Regions from separate parts of the Homo sapiens genome. Here region 1 is linked to region 2. Evidence: chromatin contacts called from ENCODE Hi-C or POLR2A ChIA-PET data. All regions are on one chromosome and are shown on one strand. The core of a region is the stretch at or near the end of the contact, and the rest is flanking DNA. Distances in the headings are between cores, read along the strand shown.

Region 1 (2,704 bases), core at 105-2,604, 480 kb after region 2:
GGTTTTGAATAAGAAAGGATCCTCCTTCGAAATTTAGATCTATAAAAGTTACTTAAATTGGGTCTTTTCTCCCCCTATGTTGAGATACCAGAGAGCAGGAGAACTTAAATTTATTTTACAAATAGGTAAGGTTACAGGCTTCAGAAGAGAGAGGTACTCCAAACAAATCTGCAAGATATTCGCAAGGATCACAGAAAAAGTCAGGGATAGTGGTTTATTATCCTCCGACCAACTAGCTCTGGAGAGGGATGGATACAAACGTCCCAGAAAGAGGACACTGAAAGTAAGTCTTATCTTCTAGAAAAGTAAGTCGTCCGGGCAAACACGCTGCACCCTCGACATTTCCTTGCAGAGGGGGAGAAAAGCCTCATAGAGCAGCAGGCGACATGACATGCCCGTCTGAGGCTCCACGTGGGGGCTGCACTGAGCCCAACAAGCTTCCCAGACCATGGGGCAATCAAATTCCCCGACTGTGCACAGAACCTGCGCTCCCGGCCCGGGCAGCGGCGCGCAGGCCGCAGTGGCCCTGGAGCGCCACCCAGCGGCCCACGGAGAGGCCTGTAGGCGGGTCCTCCACGGCTCCCGACTCGCCGCACCCCCACAGCCACCCAGCCCGTTCCCCTCTCCGGATGCACAAGGCCCAACCCAAGAACTAAGACACAAAATGGCTGCCGGCAGCTTCGTCACGTGACCCCTTTGTGCCTTTCGGGCCCCCGAACTCCGCGGGACCCGGGTACAAGTGGCCAGGGTCAGCGGGTGGCCTTAGAAGGGGCCCCGCTGGGCCGCGGCGGCCGGGGGTCGAGGCTGGGGGAGGCGGGGTATAGGCCCGGCCGGCGACTGAGAGTCGGCGGCGAAGAGAAGATGGCGGCCATTTTGTGTGGGTTTGCTGCTCCGCCGCCGCCGCAGGCAGCAGAGGGAGCGGGCCTGACGGTGGGTCGGACAGGGGAGTTAACACGTACCGACTCCTCTTCCTTCTCCATTCCGGTGGGCATCTGCGGCACGGCCCTGTTTATCGAGGCGTATTCGTGCAGGTCGGGCAGATCCTCACAGCGGAAAACCGGCAGCGGCTTCGAGGCGTCTAGCGCCCGCGCCCGAAACGACAGTTTACTCATCTCAGGCGCAGCAGATACCTCTCCGCTCTGGGGAAACGGCCCCGGCCAGCGGGATCATGGAGAACCGGGGGTTCGGTCCCCACTCGCCAACCGCTGCCGGGGACTTGAGGGGCGGAGCGCAGAGCCCGCCGTCCGGGCACTAACACCAGCCGGGAGGGTGGGAGGCTGTGCCGCTCCGCTCCTCTCTCGCTCGCTCTCTTCAATACGCCATGGCCAACATGGCGGACATTAAAACTCCACTGTGCGCTCTTCAGCCAACCCCAGCCATTCCCCACACTGCATCGCGCAGCGGCGCGGGCACGCGGGCGGGGGGAGGGAGCGCGGGCTCGAGGCCGGCGCCGGCACGAAGCGCGCGTCCCGCCAACCCCCGGCACCCGCCGGCCTCGCTTCCCGCGCCTCGCTGCTCCGGGCCCCCGCCCTTCGCGGGTCCGGGGGCGGACAGGGCGGACTGGGCGCTCGGACACCGGGCGCCGGCTCTTGGGTCGTGCTCTCCTGCAGCGCACACGCTCACTTTCTCACGCTCGCTCCCTCCCGGCGCCGCTTTCTGACGGGCGAACAAGGTGCGGGAAAACTCTCTCCACCAGCACGCCGCCGTTTGGAAAGGCAGCTGGGGAGAGTGGCAGGCGGGGCTCGGGCCCCGGGCACCTGGGGCTCGGAGGGCTCGGACCTCTGGGGTGCTCGCCAGCGGCTGCCCCGGGGCCACGGCCGCCCCCACGGGGCTTCGGAGGGGCGCTCCAGAGGCGCCGCGCGCCGCCGTCTGCCGCGGGGGGCGAACGCACAGCCTAGTTCCCGCGGCGCCTTAGGTCTTTACGATAAAAATACAAACTGAATTAGGGGCAGATGCTACTTTGAGTAAACTTTTATCAGCAGTTATTTTTATGTCCTAATGCAACTTTGGATTATAATGTTTTATAGGCACCGCATCAAGTCATTGATCCGTTTCCCACGCATTGGGCTTAATATAAATGATAGGTATCCTATTCTACAAAGTAGATTTTTTTAAATCCTGCATTTTCATCTACACATATTTACTTTTTAAATAGTAACTGAAGCAAAGGAAATTATTACCCACCACTATAACATTTAAAAGCAAGATCTACTTCAGAATTTAAAGCCAGTTCTTTATATCTAGCTCATGATTCTGTACTCAAAGAGACTGCGGCTTCATCATAGCCGTGGGTTCACACTTTCATCATTTGTCCTCTGAAAAACTTTGTAACATTGAATCATATAAAGACCTGTCGTACTCCCGCCAAACAAAAAGCTGAATTATTAGATTTAGATGGATATGATAGATGGGTGGCATCGGTTTATATTACACATGAAAATGGGTATCCTGAGATCTCTTCGTTGTTGTTGTTGTTAATAGGGAAGATTGTTGGGGTGGGTTTAATAAATTGGCAGCCAAATTTCAATTCGAGTTTCAATTTGTATCTTAGTGCACAATTTTGTATCTTGTGCAACAAGATACAAAAAGATACAAAAATGTTTTGAGTTGCTTTTCTCCCTGGGAACTACGTAGTAAAAGTAATCACGCTCCTTAAATACTGGGCTTGATATGAGCTGTCACTAGCTTAGGGCACACAGGCAAA
Region 2 (2,790 bases), core at 258-2,757:
ACTAAGCCTTAGAAATAAATAAACAGGAGTTAGCCCGGTAAAAGTTGGGGAAACAGCAGGGAGGAAGAACAAAAGCTAGGAAAAACAGCATGGTACTTTCAGGGAATGATGCTGACATACTGAGTATGTAAAAGGAGCAGCAAGTGAAAGGCCTAAGGAAAAGCAAGTAACAGCACAGAGAGTTTGAAGGTCATGTTGCAAAGCAAACATCCAGAAGCATTTAGGAAACTACTGAAGATTAAGCCAGGAAGTGCATTCTGATTTAAATTTTTAAAATATTACAGATTTTAGAGAGACGCAACTAGGAGGTTGGTACAGTAGTACAGACAGAAGATGAAGAGAGCTGCAATAGGACAAGACAGTAGGAATGCAGAAGCAGGGACAGATTCAAGAAACAATCAGAAGGTTAAATTAACATACAGGTTGTATGTTTGCTTATGTGAAGTACAGTTTGTTTTACCGTGTGTGTAGTTTTACTACAGTTAATGTCAAGATGAAGAAAAGAATGGAAAGAGAAGGGCAAACAGGAGTTACATTTAGATTGCATTAGGTTGATAAGTCTTTTCAAAACCCAAGTGGAAATGGTAATAGATTGTTGGTTATATAAATTGGGAACTCAGTTCCCAATTTACAAAAATCAGGGCTGGCCAGGCGCGGCGACTCACGCCTGTAATCCCAGCACTTTGGGAGGCTGAAGCCGGTGGATCACGAGGTCAGGAAATCGAGATCATCCTGGCTAACATGCCGAAACCCCATCTCTACTAAAAATACAAAAAAAAATTAGCCCGGCGTGGTGGCGGGCGCCTGTAGTCCCAGCTACTCGGGAGGCTGAGGCAGGAGAATGGCGTGAACCCAGGAGGCAGAGCTTGCAGTGAGCCAAGACCGCGACGCTGCACTCCAGCCTGGGCGACTGAGCAAGACTCCGTCTCAAAAAAAAAAAAAAATCAGGGCTAAAAATATAGAAGTCATTAATATACACGTGGGGTCAATAACATATGAAAGCATACAGAGTAAGTGCAAGATGAAATGAGAACCCTGGAAAATACTAAGCTGTTGCTTTATGAATTAAAATGAGAACATAAGTTTAAAGTCAGCATATGATCTTGCATAGTGATTTCTATTGTTAGCATAATAATTATTATTGCAATTAACATAACTAAAGAACCAGACTAAGTGATGGAGGCAGAAAGGAAAGTTAGAAGTAGAAGGTCTACCAGGAAAGAATAGCATTTGAAAGTCAAGAAGGAAAATTTCAAAAGAAGGGAAACTAGACAGTATCAAATTCAAAGACTTCAATACAGGGACTCTGAAAGAATCACTCAATTCAGCAATTAAGAAGTTTTTAAAGACTTCAGCTACCAGCCATGAGGATCTGAAACTACTTTCCTGCCATAAACTAGAAAAGCGAGTAAAATACAGAAAACAAGTATTGTGAGGCATTGTACAACAATCAGCTGCAGACTGTAATCTTTGAGAGAAACAAACAAGGTGAATCCTACCACTCCCAAGCTTTGTGCCGGAAGTGGTTTGCAGGAATCAGCCCAGCAAGGGGAAATCCAGAGTCTAGCAATCTCGGTGAGTGAACAGGACAAACACTGGGAATAATACAAGAAATGGAAATAATTATAAACACCATACAATGAGAAGAGAAAAAGTTGAAGGAAATGCTCCCTTTTTTTTTTGGTCTCAAGAGTTTCGCTCTTGTTGCCCAGGCTGGAGTGTAATGGCACAATCTCGGATCACCACAACCTCTGCCTCCCTGTTTCAAGCGATTCTCCTGCCTCAGCCTCCTGAGTAGCTGGGATTATAGGCGTGAGCCACCATGCCCGGCTAATTTTATATTTTTTTAGTAGAGACAGGATTTCTCCATGTTGGGTCAGGCTGGTCTCAAACTCCTGACCTCAGGTGATCCACCCGCCTCGGCCTCCCAAAATGCTGGGATTAACAGGCGTGAGCCACCGTGCCCAGTCCCTAATTTTTAAAAATCAGGGAATCTAAAGTTGGATGGCATTCTTCAAAACCGATAAACCAAGAAACAGGTGGAATTATGTTTGAAATCTAGAGACTTAACAGTAATTCTAAGTAGAAGCACAGATAATTAGGTTTATTGACAATGAAAGGTAAAAAGTTAGTTTCTAGTAGAAATAAGAACCTTGTTTTCTTTTTTTTGTTTTTTTTTTTTTTGAGACGGAGTCTTGCCCTGTCACCCAGGTTGGAGTGCAATGGTGTGATTTCAGCTCACTGCAGCCTCCACCTCCTGAAGAACCTTGTTTTCTTAATGAATTAGTTCCATACTTAAAATCAGCTTAAATCCTCAATTTTCAAAGTGTATGAGAAAAGAATAGACGAGGACTCCGTATTTGTGAAATACTCTGATCTCTGGCAAAAAGAAAGTGCACATGTTTATTATTGCCTAAACCACTGAAAAATTCAAGGGAATTAACACTGATTGATTACCAACAATTTTCCTCAAGCTTGAAAATATAGGTTCTTGGCATAAAAAATACTTAGCATAAAATACCAAACTAATTTTTACATATGCACAAAATATATATTTAATTACAACAAGGGATGGTTAAGTAATAATGCACTGTCTTTTCTAGCGAACCAAAAATATGTTTTTTTAACAAATACACTCAATGCTGGTGAAGGTGGGATGTAACAACTCTAGTTTACTGCTGGTAACTTTAATCAGCAGAACCTTTTTGGAAAAGTTTGGCAGTATGTTTCAAGAGTTTTAAAAAAATATTTTTAGACCCTTGAACAAACGGAAGAAAATTCCTAAAGACA

What was found. A loop is a pair of places that touch in the nucleus more often than their neighbours do. ChIA-PET counts read pairs that join two places held with the same protein, here RNA polymerase II (POLR2A). Pooled maps may share reads with other maps.
Region 1: a map of MCF 10A shows a loop between it and region 2 (4-fold over the local background). The contact joins the promoter of EPC1 here to the enhancer-like site in region 2. A Hi-C loop is called at or near these places in 3 of 168 maps with a recorded cell type or tissue (CD8-positive, alpha-beta T cell, MCF 10A and mammary epithelial cell), 12 of 37 single-sample maps with no recorded cell type and 16 of 50 pooled maps. POLR2A ChIA-PET finds 5 or more read pairs at or near these places in 2 of 52 experiments (A549 and B cell).

Annotation. Positions count from the first base shown.
Region 1 is chr10:32,345,804-32,348,507 of GRCh38, forward strand. EPC1 (enhancer of polycomb 1) reads right to left here and starts at 1,355. Exons shown (of 14, transcript NM_001272004.3): 1 at 960-1,355. The coding sequence starts at 1,112. EPC1-AS1 (EPC1 antisense RNA 1) reads left to right here and starts at 1,561. Exons shown (of 2, transcript NR_104163.1): 1 at 1,561-1,672. RefSeq lists silencers at 386-665, 1,336-1,805, 1,816-1,945 and enhancers at 886-985, 1,006-1,065.
Region 2 is chr10:31,864,949-31,867,738 of GRCh38, forward strand. The region is part of intron 3 of ARHGAP12 (Rho GTPase activating protein 12); the gene reads right to left. Among named protein-coding and RNA genes, the nearest start is that of ARHGAP12, 62 kb to the right of the region's middle. Within about 2 kb of position 1,508, at least 4 of the 41 ENCODE cell types and tissues checked have a DNase peak (open chromatin) inside an H3K27ac peak, as active enhancers do.